Regions from separate parts of the Homo sapiens genome. Here all the other regions are linked to region 2. Evidence: chromatin contacts called from ENCODE Hi-C data. All regions are on one chromosome and are shown on one strand. Each heading gives the region's core, a stretch centred on a gene start or an enhancer-like site at or near the end of the contact. The rest is flanking DNA. Distances are from core to core; before and after follow the strand shown.

The links. Hi-C counts contacts between places; a loop is a spot of excess contacts on that map. Pooled maps may share reads with other maps.
Region 1: a loop to region 2 is called in a pooled map, with 10 times the contacts of the local background. The contact joins the promoter of SLC2A9 here to the promoter of RAB28 in region 2. A Hi-C loop is called at or near these places in 7 of 50 pooled maps.
Region 3: a pooled map shows a loop between it and region 2 (20-fold over the local background). The contact joins the enhancer-like site here to the promoter of RAB28 in region 2. A Hi-C loop is called at or near these places in 6 of 50 pooled maps.
Region 4: a loop to region 2 is called in a map of CD8-positive, alpha-beta T cell, with 13 times the contacts of the local background. The contact joins the enhancer-like site here to the promoter of RAB28 in region 2. A Hi-C loop is called at or near these places in 4 of 168 maps with a recorded cell type or tissue (CD4-positive, alpha-beta memory T cell, CD8-positive, alpha-beta T cell and naive thymus-derived CD4-positive, alpha-beta T cell) and 9 of 50 pooled maps.
Region 5: a pooled map shows a loop between it and region 2 (11-fold over the local background). The contact joins the promoter of QDPR here to the promoter of RAB28 in region 2. A Hi-C loop is called at or near these places in 10 of 50 pooled maps.

What each region holds. Positions count from the first base shown.
Region 1 is chr4:10,020,074-10,022,783 of GRCh38, forward strand. SLC2A9 (solute carrier family 2 member 9) reads right to left here and starts at 1,424. Exons shown (of 12, transcript NM_020041.3): 1 at 1,207-1,424. The coding sequence starts at 1,356. RefSeq lists an enhancer at 906-1,405.
Region 2 is chr4:13,483,082-13,485,781 of GRCh38, forward strand. RAB28 (RAB28, member RAS oncogene family) reads right to left here and starts at 1,259. Exons shown (of 7, transcript NM_001017979.3): 1 at 995-1,259. The coding sequence starts at 1,069. LOC105374495 (a long non-coding RNA gene) reads left to right here and starts at 1,368. Exons shown (of 3, transcript XR_925413.1): 1 at 1,368-1,873. RefSeq lists silencers at 791-1,410, 1,404-1,698, 1,661-1,720 and enhancers at 1,144-1,438, 1,234-2,141, 1,401-1,520.
Region 3 is chr4:10,180,321-10,183,020 of GRCh38, forward strand. No RefSeq gene overlaps it. Among named protein-coding and RNA genes, the nearest start is that of WDR1, 65 kb to the left of the region's middle. Within about 2 kb of position 1,296, at least 3 of the 41 ENCODE cell types and tissues checked have a DNase peak (open chromatin) inside an H3K27ac peak, as active enhancers do.
Region 4 is chr4:9,690,393-9,693,092 of GRCh38, forward strand. LOC124900660 (a long non-coding RNA gene) reads left to right here. Exons shown (of 5, transcript XR_007058019.1): 5 at 1-162. Among named protein-coding and RNA genes, the nearest start is that of DRD5, 90 kb to the right of the region's middle. RefSeq lists silencers at 1,149-1,228, 1,289-1,338, 1,349-1,498 and enhancers at 1,806-2,316, 2,317-2,700. Within about 2 kb of position 1,424, at least 31 of the 41 ENCODE cell types and tissues checked have a DNase peak (open chromatin) inside an H3K27ac peak, as active enhancers do; they include CD8-positive, alpha-beta T cell, where a contact is called at or near this core.
Region 5 is chr4:17,510,669-17,513,368 of GRCh38, forward strand. It overlaps QDPR (quinoid dihydropteridine reductase), which reads right to left and starts at 1,422. Exons shown (of 7, transcript NM_000320.3): 1 at 1,282-1,422. The coding sequence starts at 1,386. RefSeq lists a silencer at 1,051-1,630.

The DNA of each region.
Region 1 (2,710 bases), core at 174-2,673, 3.5 Mb before region 2:
TGTAGGCGCCAGGCCCTGACAAAGCTGTGGGGGTGCAACAGTGAAGAAGACATATGGATCCATGGTTCAGGGACCCATATCAGTCAAATCCCGTCTGGAAGGGAATGCGGGTCTCTTGATGGCCACTTACCTGCTCTGCCAGTCTCGTTTGTCTCCTCTAGTGCCACCAGCCACGAGATAGAGCTTTGGGGCTTTGAGCCAAGTGATATCAGCTTTACCTCCAGGGCCAGTCCCCTCAGCTGTAGGAGTCTGAGCAAGTGACTTGACTTTTCTGGGGCTCAGCTTGCCCACCTGTGAAATGGGATCTTAATAGCAGCACTGGCCACATATGTTGTTGAGGAGCCTGCTGCAGAGGAGGTGCTCCGTAGAGGCTGCTGATCACATGCGGGGGCAAGAGGGAACATTTATAAGCCTTGGGGATGGGTGCTGCCAATTGAAATGTAGTACCAGAATATTTTTCTGCAGTGAGAGGAGCTTGAGCTGAATGGGGATCCCTGATGGAACAGAATCACATTTCAGATGAAACGCCTGTTCTCTATCACTCTTTCTCTTTAAACCTATCCTCTGAGTCTCGGCACAGATACCACTTCTTCTGAGCCCCTGGGCTGTGCTGGGCATCGTTTCTGTGCTCTGTGCCTTCTTTGCTCCCAGCCCCGATGACCTTAGAGGACACAAACTCCTCCCTGGTCTGCACCCCATCAGATTGGGAGCACCTGGTGTGAAGTGCCCCTGCCAGAGGCTGGTGAAGGGCAGGTGGGGGCCATCTTCTCCTGCCTCAGCTGTGCTCCCCGGAGCCCCCTGCCTGTGTGGCCCGCCTGTGCCCTCCACCCGCTCCCCACTCACTGCACGGGCAGAGGGTGCCCACTGACCGACGGTGCTGCTGCCCGTGCCATGCCCTGGGGAGGGTGAGAAGAGGGACACCACCATGCAAGTGCGGGGCAGGGCAGCCTGCCACCATAGCCTCATTCCATGTACACACCCAGTCTACCAGAGACGCTGTTGGCCCAGTCAGCTGGGGCTTGGAGAGAGCATGCCAAAGTCACACAGATGGAGAAGTGCAACTCAAACTGAGGCCTCCCTGCCTCAAAGCCCCAGATCCCCCAGCTACACGCTGCCAGGCTGGGGCTGAGCACTGTCACACGGCTGCCACCCAGGCCTGCCTTCCCCACAGCCCGCCAGCCATGCAGAAAAGCTGTCCGTAGTTACCTTTCTTCTCCTTCCACCTGGCACCCCACTCCTCAGGTGGTCACACTCCAGCAGTGCCCTCCCTGGCCCTGGAGGCCCGGCGTGGCTGGTGTCATCTGTGAGGGGAACTAGGCCCAGTTCCTTGGAATTCCTATTTTGTTTCCTTGCCATGGGTCTCAGTGACCCAGCTGATGGCTCAGTCCAGGGACCCCAGACTCTGCCAAGGCATTTCCGTGAGTGAGGAGGCAGAGTCCACTGGAAGGAGGGCGGGAGTTCCTGACAGGAAGTGTGGCAATTTGATCATGCCTGAACAGGCAACGGGGCAACATTTTTTTCTCTGCTCCTAAGTTATTACAGCAATGAAACAGTCCAAAAAGGGAAATCTGTCCTCTCCAGGATTGCCACCCAGGGGGTGGAATTTTTTTTTTTTTTCTTAGCATCTTTTTATTTTTCTCTGGTAACAAAGCCTGGAGCAGGGTGACTGCCATTAACCTAGGATACCTCCCTAATGCTTGGAACAGAATGGAGAGGTGGCTGACTTTGACTCAGAAGCCTGCATACAGCTCTGCCCCTGACTCTTCCACTTTTTTTTTTTTTTTTTGACCGAATCTTGCTCTGTTGCCCGGGCTGGAGTGCACTGATGCAATCTCTGCTCACTGCAACCTCCGCACCTGGGTTCAAGCAATTCTCCTGCCTCAGCCTCCCAAGTAGCTGGAACTATAGGCGTGTGCCACCACGCCTGGCTGATTTTTGTATTTTTAGTAGAGACTGTGTTTCACCATGTTGGCCAGGCTGGTCTTGACCTCCTTACCTCAGGTGATCTGCCCACCTCAGCCTCCCAAAGTGCTGGAATTAGAGGCGTAAGCCACCATGTCTGGCCAACTCCTCCACTTTTTAACTGTGTGTCCTCAGGCAAGTCACTTTATTCTCTGAGCTGCAACTTCTACCACTGCAAAATGGAATATTGACCCCACTCTGACTGTCCTGCAGACTTATTCTGAAGCTCAAATAGAAAACAGCCAGCCCCAAGTGGCGTGCTGTAAATGAGTGTGGGCTCTCCTGTAGCCTAGAACAAAGGCGAGGGCTGTGGGTTTGGAAGAAAAAGAATTTGCCTCTTAGTCGTTACTCTGTCCTGCTCATTCAGCACTGGCTGAGGGGACATGTCCTGTATTCCAGCCCCAGGCTGGCTCAAGGACAGTACTGAGAAGGCAAGGGCCTCATGCACACCAGGAGGTTGTGGGAATCAGTTCATCACATGGCCATGTTGCCTCAGACGCCAGAGAAGCACCTTCAATTTTGGCTAGAACAGTTTGCTCCCAGAAGCAGAGAGCAGTGCAGAGTCTGGGCCAGAGCCAGGGACAGGCTTGGTGAATGCAGAACGTCCAGGAGGCAAGGTAGGGCTCAGTCCACAAAAGAGAGATCGAAAAGTTAGCAAAGTACGTTTAGTAAAAAGCACACAATAAAATAAAAGGTGTGGAGTACGGCAGACATTCCAGGAACCTGGAATGTGAAACGCACGTGGAAA
Region 2 (2,700 bases), core at 9-2,508:
TGACAGAAGCATGGGAAAGAAGGCATCCGGGTAGAGGCTCTTCACTATTTGCTGGTGGAGGGATCATAGACCCCTCTGAGATCTTATGGACCCTCTCCCCAGAGCACGTACCGGGCAGTATTTACTCCATTTCAGGAGTTCCACAGCCTTGGGGTAGGAGCCCCTGCCTAGGAGATAATAAGACTGACGCTGCCTGATATTCTCACGCCCGCATTCATTCATTCGAACAGGGGATCCCTTTTGTCACGCAAGCAGCTCTACCCTCAGCATCCTACCCGTAACAGGAGCTCCATAAACACTTGTTGACTGACTGCTTGTATCGAGTGCTGAGCTGGAAACAGAGGTGATGAACAGGTATGATATTAAAATAGCAACTAGAGTGTACTGAGTGGACACTGTGCTCTAAAGGTTTTATGTGTATTTTCACATTTAATATGTATTTTCACATTTCTCCCTTTGCGGCGGCCCTTTTCAATACCCATCTTACAGATGAAGCTTAAACTGATTAGCAATTTGCCCTCCAATGACCCGACGACTAAGTGGCAGAGCCCCAATTCTCACCCGGGGAATACTGATTCCAGAGCTACGCTCCTGGGAGCTCACGATGCAGTAGAAGCATCAGAAACGGTAAAGGGGGTGGGAGGGGAGGAGTAAGTGTGACCCAGACTACAAGTAAGAGGAGCTAAGATGCCTTGGCAAATCCCTGCCAGTCCTGAGAGGCGGGAAGCTGAAAGGCTGGCCCGAGTCTTGCAGGAGTTCGCAATCCAGGCGGGGAGTTAGGAAGTGACTCTTTTTTAAGGGGGAGCTGGACAGCTCTCGTCGGCCTTCACCAAGCGCCCACTTCGTGTCCGGCCTCAGGCCACACAACCAGAAGGGCCCGGGCCTAGAAGCCCGAGGGCTCGGGGTAACGAGGCGACGCCGGGCGGCGGGGAGGAGGCCGGGGACCGCCGGGGTTCCTGCAGGCCTGGGACGGCGGGCCTGCTCGAGGACTGACCTTCCCGGAGGCGCCGTCCCCCAGCACGACGATTTTCAGTTGCCGGTCCTGGCTCTCCTCCTCAGAGTCCGACATGGTGTCCCGGGAACCAGGCCCGCCCCTCGAGGTGGGGGGGGAAGGGAAGGATGAAGGCTCCGGGGGCGGGGGAGAGGAGGAAGGGAGGTAGTTGCGGCAGGACCCCCGCCCCGGTGTCTCCGCGCCGGCAGGAGGTATTCGAGGAGAATCACTCGGCAAGCGCCATCTTGCCCACCTCCCCGCCCTCTGCGCGCGGCCCCGCCCCCTACGCGCACGTCGGGCGCGCGCCCCCGCCTCAGAGCCAACCCGCGCCGACCGGCGGCCCCGCCTGACGAGCCGAACCACTCGCGGCCCTGGACTGGTGTGGGGGACATTCCGGCGGGAGAGGCGAGGCGCTGCGTTTCCCTTCAGGAGACAGTTGGCTAGAAGAAGAAAAGAAGTGTTCGTTCAAATTAAGGAGAGAAAACGGGAGCAGAGCAGCTTTCAGGCGTTCCATCAAATTCCCTTTTCTCCTTCCCTCTTGAGAAAGTCTCTGAAGGGAATGGTTCAGCCTGACGGGGTGGAGCAGTGACGCCCGGGCTACGCGCCAGGGTTGCCTGGCAGCCAGGAGTTCGAGGACCGGCGGCGGGGCGGGGCCTGTCTCCGGGCACCCGGGACGCCCGTAGCCTGGCGGAGAGCGCCAGAGAGGGCCCCTGAAAAACCGGACCAGGGAAGAGGGTACCTCGGGGCGGATGAGGGGACAGCTGCTAAGGGCCGAGGCTGCTGGGAAGCCTCAGTAGCGGCCGTGAATACAGTGGAGCTCCGGCGCTGCTTATTTCGGCCTAACTCTTGGTTTCCTCATCTGAACAACCCCAGGCTCCCATGGTTCGTTCATCAGACGCTACTGATCGCCAACCTCCTGGCACCCCATCTTTACCCTAAGGCAGCAGTTCTCATAAAGTGTGGTCTAGGGACCTCTGGAAATCCCGATGACCTCAGAACAATTTTCATAATAATACGGACACCTTGTCTGTCTTTCTCACGTTCCTTCTCTCACTAGTATACCGTTTCCTGGAGGATACGCTTTGTGTACGACGTCATCACTGGCAGCTAAGGGAGCTTGCGTTTGTTGTTTTTAAACATTTCTCAGTTTTCATTTCAATGCAGTAGTGATAGGTGTAACCCACATAAACATAAGCTCTTTGGAGGTCACAGTAATTCTTTAACATTATAGAGAGGCCCTGAGTCCAAAAAATTTAAGAACTGCTGCCCTGGATAATCTCAGTCCAGGAGCGTTAGGTAAACGGCATAAATGAAATTTACAATTTAGTGAGGTAAATTCAAAAATAATAATGCTGTCCTGCTATGGTTGTTTCATTGTTAATCACTTAAAATTTATTGTTACCTTTACTACTATTAGGAATTATGAAGTATAATTATCCCCATTTTGCAGATGAAGTATCTTAAGTTAACAAAATGCTTAGCCCAGAGGCAGTAGTCTTGGAGACCATATGGGCATTAGAACAGGAAAGCAGAACAGTGTAAAGAAATGCCCAGACCTAGAGGCATCACTGGAGTTTAATCTCATGTTTACTAGATATGTGTCCTCGAGCCTCAGTTAGTTCACCTGTAGAACAGACTACTGCCTTTGTGTAGGTTTGAAAATTAAATGAAATAATCGGCATAAAGTAGATAGCACAATGCCTGGTGTG
Region 3 (2,700 bases), core at 46-2,545, 3.3 Mb before region 2:
TAGGCTTTTGGTAGAACCAGAGAGGGAAGAGAGGACAGCCTTTGGTGAACCTGTCAATGGGGAAGACTGAGTAACTGAGAACTGTTGATAGTTACTTGGTTATATGTAGTCTATGACCAAAAGAAACATCCGAGGCTTTATGATCTTCAAATAGTTTGAATACTTGGCCACACCACAGTGATAGGGCTTTTTTTTTTTTTTTTTTTTGGTCATAGAATGACTTAAACAGAATCATGATGCTTTGAATTCTCTACATATTTCATCTTTTTCTATACTTGAGTGATCTTGGCCCTATGGCTTAAACCTAAGAATCCTTGTTTGGTTCCCTTTTCAGGGAAAAGGTCTAGGCCTCCTGTTCACTGGTGTCCTGGTGGCAACCTGAAACAATGTTAAGGGATGTAGACTGGGGAACAGACCCCCATCAACCTTGTTGCAGGGACTGTGATAATGCACCGTGAGCCCTGTGGTTGGAATATACTGTTGCTGTGGTCAGTTATGGTTTCTGGGTACCCAGGGGGTAATTTTGGGCTTATACACCACTGACAGGGAATTGACACACTTGTGGTTTTTTTCCTTATCTCTTATGCCTTGTCCCTTGATACAGGAAGAAGTCATAGAAATTCCTCTTAAAGAATTGGCACTAATTTCTCAGCATGCAGAGATCCTTCAGGGACCAAGGTTCTCATGGTTGTCTGCTTCGTGATTGAAATGGATGTAGAACCCAGCTGTTTTGAGAGCCACTCATGATGGTAGCAGTGCCCATACCGCTAACACTCCACTCCCAGCTGGCTGGATATCAAGTCTTTCAGCTTCCTCTGACAGTGGACGTGTGTGATGGAAGCCTCTGGGCTCCAGAGTGTCTGCTGGAGTAATCACTGGGGCAGTCAGAACAATAGTCCCTGAGCTCCTCTTATCTTCCTCTGCTCATGTTGAGGTCTCTAGATGACTTCACTTCCTGTCAATGTCCTTCCCTTCTTAAACCACCATGAGTTTGCATATTCCACTTCTATCTACCAAGAACACTCTAGTTCATGACTGTCACTCAAGGAGGCTTTCAAATTAAGATTCACAAGTTTGCTGGCTCTGAAGTTTAGAGGCAATCTTTAGCTTGAAGAATCCCACCTGAAGGTTTAGGGAGATATAAGGACAGACATAAATGTAAATAACGGCAAGTAGATAGGAGTGTCTAGAACTTGGAGAGCTGAGATAATCTTGTAGAGGGTGCACTTCATTCCAACTGAATTCAAGACTACATCCTCTATATGCATCACAGGAACTGAGTCACACAAAAGAGTGCAGTTATGGAATTTGTGCTGTGGAAGCTGATGCCCTGGAGAATGAGAAATGGACCTCAGCTTGGCACTGACATGGAGAGAGATGTCTGTCACTTGATCTTTTTGTTGCCTAAAACTTGTGACTCAAACCATCTGTGTGGATGCACAATGCCAGGAAAGGTCTAGGTAATTCAGTAGCTGTGTATCTCACTGGCTTTAGAGTGTATTTAAGATAGGCTTCTCCCTTACTCATGATTCTCACCTTCAAAGAGCAACTCAGTTTGCATGACGAGGTAGTCAGAGTTGATTCGATCCCTGCGTGGTATGAACTGCTCCAGGCAGGAATGCTTTCCTGAACTCTTCTGATGAGGTCCTTGTGTTGCATCACTGTTCTCTAACCTGTATGAAAGTGTGCATATGTGGATATTTTTCCTAAATGAGCTCCTGGGGCTTCTGAATGTCCTGGCTCTTTCCCTGTCACTGAGGGACATCCTTTTCACCATTATGTCCTGGGACTTGCACCACAGCCATCGTGTCCTCATGCAGTACAGCCCAGTGTGGGTCTGAATGGCCTTCATGACTTCACATAGGCTACATGTGGCCCAATAGCATCCTATCTGGGCAGAGGCTGAGAGAACCTGCCCTCATGCTGCTTGTGGGTGAGTCCTTGGAGGACCGATTGCTGGCTCCTTTGCTGTGACCCCTGCACTGCTGACAGCTGTCCCAGCGTGTATTTGACTTCAACATGTCAAACTGACTATACGTTAGTTCCACTTACTAACATAGCACTTTCTGTTAAGACTTTACATTTCTAGAGCCTTCTAGGAAACGTGCTTAACCATACTACATAGCTTAGTTGATAGACATTTATCATGACTAAATTAACACTGACATTTGTAGAATTCCTAATCTTTAAAGAATTCCTGGTCTTATTTTAGGTCCAGGAGTCCATGTGCGGGACATGTTGTAGGTAAGCTGTGTTGTGGGATTGGTATACAGATAATTGTCACCTGGGTAATACATGTAATATCAATGGGTATTTCTTATCCTCCACCCTCAAGTAGGCCTCAGTGTATGTTGTTCCCCTCCCAGTATCTGTGGTCATCTTGTTTGGCCTCCCATGTAAAAAGAACATATGTATTTGTTTTTTCACTTCTGTGTTAGCACATCTAGAGGAATGGTTTCCAGCTCCATATTGCTGCAAAGGACATGACCTCATTCCTTTCTATGGCTTCATAGTATTCCACGGTGTATATGTACCACATTGTCTCTATCCAGTCTACCATCTGTGGGCATTTAGGTCGATTCTGTGTTTTTGATATTGAAAATAATGCTGGAATGAATAGACACATGCCTGTCTTCATGGCAGAACTGATACAGGACAGGTAAGGCCCAGAATTGGGGCTTAGCCCAGAAGGGGTTTTTG
Region 4 (2,700 bases), core at 174-2,673, 3.8 Mb before region 2:
GTGGATTCTCAGGTGACTCCATCTCAGGATACAGGGACTGAGAGGGTATATGCAATATCTCAGACCCAGAAACCGTTGATTCTGTCTAAAAGCACAGCAATAACCACATCCCACCCTCTTGATTTAAATGAAAGTGTTTGGGAGAATAAAAGATGAACCTTTTTTTTCTTTGTCAGATCTTGCGCTCATTTGGTTCTGGTGGGGAACAACAGCTATGAGAGAACAAGTGTATTCAATTAGAATTAATTCCCCTCTCTTATTCTCATAGCTGAGCAGGGCTCAAGTGCCTCTCATCTGAAAGAGGTAATAAGATTTAATCTGTCTCCTCATCTACCTTCTGCAAGTATACTCAACAAATTAGCTCTCTGGACTCTTCCAAATGGAGTTTTATGAGGCATTTGCTAAGGTAAACGTTTTAGACTTTGAACACAGTTCAGATTTCAGGGGCAGTACTGAAATATGAACTGTGTTGCTAACTGCCCTGCCTTTCAACTCAAGACACAATAACTTTGAACTAAAATAATTATATTTTTGTTGTTTTCCACTCTGTCCCCAAGTCTATATCACCACCACCGCTAATCCCACCCCGCAGGAGCTAACTCCTCCTTCCTGTCCCTGCAAGATCAAAACTCCTCCTGGAAGCCCCGCTAGCTCTGTCTGCTCACCTTCATGGCAGATATCGCTATTGTACTTTTATATTCATTTGTATCATAAGTACTTCAATGTCCACTTCTTCCACGAGCCCCTGAGACCCTGGAGGGTCTGGACCACACCTAGTTTTTCTCACTGTTACATCTGCCTTGCCAGGCGCATGGTAGGCGCTTAGTAAGTATTTGGTGAACGAATGGCTTGTTTGGTGACAGTCCAAAGGCTGGAGGACAGAGGGAAAGCTCCCTCCTGTCGGGCCCCAGACGGGTGGCGCTGATGGAGAGGCGGCTGGGATAAGGCCTCCAGGACCGAAGCGCGCACCCATAAGGCCCCTGCCAAAAAGACCTTCCTGAAGGCGGAGGAACTGCGAGAGTGTCTACTTTGGCCCAAGGCCTGACTCGACGATCCCAGGGACCCTTGCCCTAACCGGCCCCGCCTCCCGGGCCCCAAACCCGTACTCGGCCCCGCCCAAAGCTCCGGCTCCTAGGGCCCGCCCCTGGCCCCGCCTCGGCCGACCATGGCCTTGCTCCTGGGCCTGCCTCAAACCCTCCGCAGGTAACGCCTCCCGAACGTGAGCCACACTCCGATTCCCTCCTCAAACCCCTCCCCGTTTCCCACACCCTGGACCCCTCGCTCCGTCTCGGCCCCGCCCCAAGCCCAGCTCCGTCTCGGCCCCTGAGCCCAGCCCCGACCCACCTCCCAGTCCCTGGGTTCCTCCCGACACCGGCGCCTCCCTAAGCTCCGCCTCCCAGGGCCCGAGCAGCGCCTGGCCATACCCCCATGGCCCGCCTCCTGAGCGTAGCCCGCAGCCCAGACTCGGACCCGCCTCCCGGACCCTGGGCCCCTCCCCACGTCGGCCCTCCCTAAGCTCTGCCTCCCAGAGTCCGAGCACCGCCTGGTCATGTGCTACGACATAGTCAACGCCCCGCCCCGGCCCCGCCTCCTGAGCCCTTCTCTGTGCTATTGTTTTCTTCTTAATAAAATGGGGGATATAATGATAGCTACCTCTTAGGGTTGTTGTCAGAGTTGAGTACAAAAGCCTGTGGATCAGTGCCTGGCTCATGGTAAATGCATGTCGGTGTTAGCTACTGTTTTTATTCGGTCTGAAAATGTTTAATAAATGCCTTTCGTGAGCCCGGCACCATGGATCAGCAGTACCCATGACAGATGAGGCTCTGCTTGCATGGGAGAGCCAGAGAACAAACAAATAAATGAATAAACAAGAAAAGACCAGATGAGAGTAGCTTTAAAGCCAATAAAACAGGGAAATGGTGAATGGAGTAACTGGGGAGAAGAGTCACCAAAGTCGGGGAATCAGGGAAGCCTTCCCCAAAGAGGTGGCATTTGAACTGGGGCCTGAGTGGTGAAGCAGCTAGCCATGGGAAGGGCTTGGGGAACAGGATATGCAAAGTCCCTGTGGTGGAAACAAGCCAGCTGTGGTTGAGGAACAACAGCAAGGCAGCCAGTGTGGCTGGAGTGGAGTGAGCAGGGTGGGCAAGAGGTGAGGGAGAACAGGCCAGAGAGAGGGATTAGGACCAGGTCTTGTAGGGCCTTTTACGGCATGGAAGGAGCTCTGAAGCAATGAAGTGCCTTGCCCCGTGTCACATACCAGCCGAGACAGTCTGCCTAACTCGGGAGCCAAAGCTCGCTGCTGGGCTTGAGGCCCCTGTAAGAGGACAATGTAACCCAGGCTGGTATGGGCACATTCTGCATTTCCACTTAAACTCAGATGGCAAGCCCATCAAACCTTGGTGCCATGGCTGCCCTGGTAATTCCTGGCTGACCAGTGCAACCAGGGAGCTGGCCCATGACCTGGGTGGCAGCTAAGTAGCCAAGACTAATGTGGCCAAGAGTCAGTCTTCTAGCCTTCTTCCTGTGACTCATCCAGGTGCACCTGCAACATTTGAAGGTCAGGCTTTCAGCTGCTGTGGCTTCCACTTCCAACTGGCTCCACGTCCCCAAGGAGAGATCACATAGCGCTTTGCCAACACATTCTATTGCACGTTTAATGTTCCTGTGAATGCACCCTTGAGATTTCTCTCTCTTCCCTCC
Region 5 (2,700 bases), core at 172-2,671, 4.0 Mb after region 2:
ACCAGGAGAAAGCACAGCCTTCACCCTCTAACACATGACGCTAACAGGATCTACTGCCTTAAAGATATTGGGGGCATTAAGAGTCTATGGGAACTCTGGTACTGGGAACACAGTGCCTGGCCCTTGGCAGAAGTGCTGCCTCTGTCACCACCATGCATCTCTGAAGACCTGGGAAAGCGCCCTCATCAGTGTCCCCAAGCACTGAGCAGATGGGTGGCAGGAAGGGAGTGGTGTGACTGAATTCTTCAGAAGCATATTCCTGTACCAGATTCTGAGCAACAAGAAAACCTTGGTAAATGTACACTATTTGGGTGATGGTTACACTAAAAGCCCAGACTTCACCACTACACAACATATCCATGTAACTAAACTGTACTTTTGCCCCCTTCATCTATAAAAATTAGATAGTTTTTTTTTAAAGAAAATCCTGAAAGCCTTTTTCTGGTCCCAGGGGAACTCTTGCCCAGGCTGCTGTGCTGCTGCTGCTAACTAAGCTCCCAGAACGCTGCCGCTGGCAGTGTCTCCACCGGGAAATTGCTGAGGCCTGCTGAGCGGCTGAGGTCAAGGGTCTTTGGCCATGTATCAGCTCTGCTCCGACTTGCCGCCTCCTGGAAATTGACACCTGACTATGCAAAGTAGTTGAAATAGTCTTTGCAGAGCAAAGAAGCCGTCAGCGTTTTTCCGTGCTGAGCCTTCAAACTGTCAGATCCAATGGGGCTAAAAGAACAGGGGTGGGTAGTAATAGTAACATTAATAGACAGCATTTAAACAGTTTTTACCAGGCGTCAGGTAATTTATGTGCAACGACACCAATTATCTCATCTAATCGTCCCAACTCTCACTGTCAGAATCTCCGTTGTACAAATGGGGAAACCGAGGTCCTACGGCGTTAGGTAATCAATACGCGGTCTCATGACTAGTAACCGGGACTGGGCTGTCTCATTCTAGAGCCTTCCTTCTACACTCTCTCTCCGTCCTCTCACCCCTGCTCCCGTTCCTCCCCTTTGGAATTCTCTCCCGAGTCACGCCGGACTTTTTGGGTCTGGCGGAGGCCCACGGAGCACCTCCTTGCACAGCAAAGGCCCAGCGCCCTGGGACTGGCGTGCGCACGCACTCGGAAACAGGAATAGACGCGTAGACCTGTGCGCGCACGTGCAAGCAACACGAGTCAGGGGGTGCACAGGGGCCCCCACCTTCCTCTAGACTGCCCCCCGCCGGGTTCCACACGAAAGCCCCCGGCCACCCCCGCGGAGACCCAGCAGCCCCAGCCCGCAGCATTACCCAGTTGCGGGCCCGAAAAGCCTGCACGCATCGAGAACCCAGAGCGCCCCTGCCGCCGTACACCAGCACCCGGCGCGCCTCGCCTGCAGCCGCCGCCGCCGCCATCCTGCTCCTGCCAGCCCGGCTCCCGCAGCTCCGAATGCCTCGAGCCGGAGCGCCGCGCCCCGCCCCGGCCGGCCAACCCCGCCAAGAGGGAACGCGCGGCGGCCGCGCCCCGCTCCGCGCCCGCTGCTGCCGCCTAGCGCGCTGCCACGCTCGGGGCGCCCCGCCACCCGGAGGGACTGTAACTTCGGCCAGGCCCTGCCCCTGGGACGGGGACATCGGCGAAGCCCCTCCTCCCACCCGCCAGCAAGTGCTGGGCCTCGGGGCGTGCAGCGAGCCGGGCTAAGGGCGAGGAGGGTGGAGAGCGGGTGTTTTACGAGCATTAATTTGTGAAGTGTAAGCATGTAAAATATAGTATAGTACAATTTTCGACCACTGTTTTGGCAATTTTTTATTTTTAATTGTGCATCAAAATAGAGATTTAAGTATTCCCACCTGCCAAAAAAACAGAAGAGGTCGCTCCGCTCAAGGAGCTGAAAGTCCACCGCCGAGACGAGACAAACCACACTAGGTCTTATTTCTTCTATCTAACCGTAAATTTATACCCATTAATCCAAATGGCCCTTTTACTATATGCCACCCATCGCCAGACACAGATCCTGGCATTTTCTCCCTTGTATATTAGTTATTTCTGCCCATGGCCTGTATCTTTAACACAGAGCCTCTCATCTACAGCACTACTGACATTTTGGGCCAGATAATTATTTGTGACAGGTGCTGCCCTGGGTACTGTAGGATATTTACAGCATCCCTGGCCTGCATATACTAGAAATCAATAGCAAACCCCTACCCCTCACTCATAAGAATCAAAAATATCTCCAGATTTAACAGTTGTCTCCTAGGGGCAAATTCATCACTGATAGAGAACCAGAGCTCTAACACTCTCATAACCTTCTTGATAGCAGAACCCTGTATTACATACATCTTTGTGTCACTTCCCATCCACATATAACCTTGTACACAGCAGACACAGATGTTTGTTCAGTAAACTTGTGCCAGGTAAAGCATGCAGAAATATGTCACTAGAGAAGAGGATGCAGCCAGCAGCACATTTTGTTGTCAGAAGCTTCATTATCAGAAATAGAACTGCTAGGAGGCTGGATGGAGAGGAGAGCACCATCTATTTAGTGCTCCTTATATCCAAGGCACTGCGCTAAGTGATCTGCCTGTGCTATTTCACTTTACTCCACACGATAATCCTATGCAGATTAGAAAGCTGAGGCATGAGAGTCACAGACACTTGTCTGGAAGAGTGGGAATTTGAACACAGGTCTTCAATAGCTAGAGTTCCACTTAACCACACCTTTGTTCAGCAAG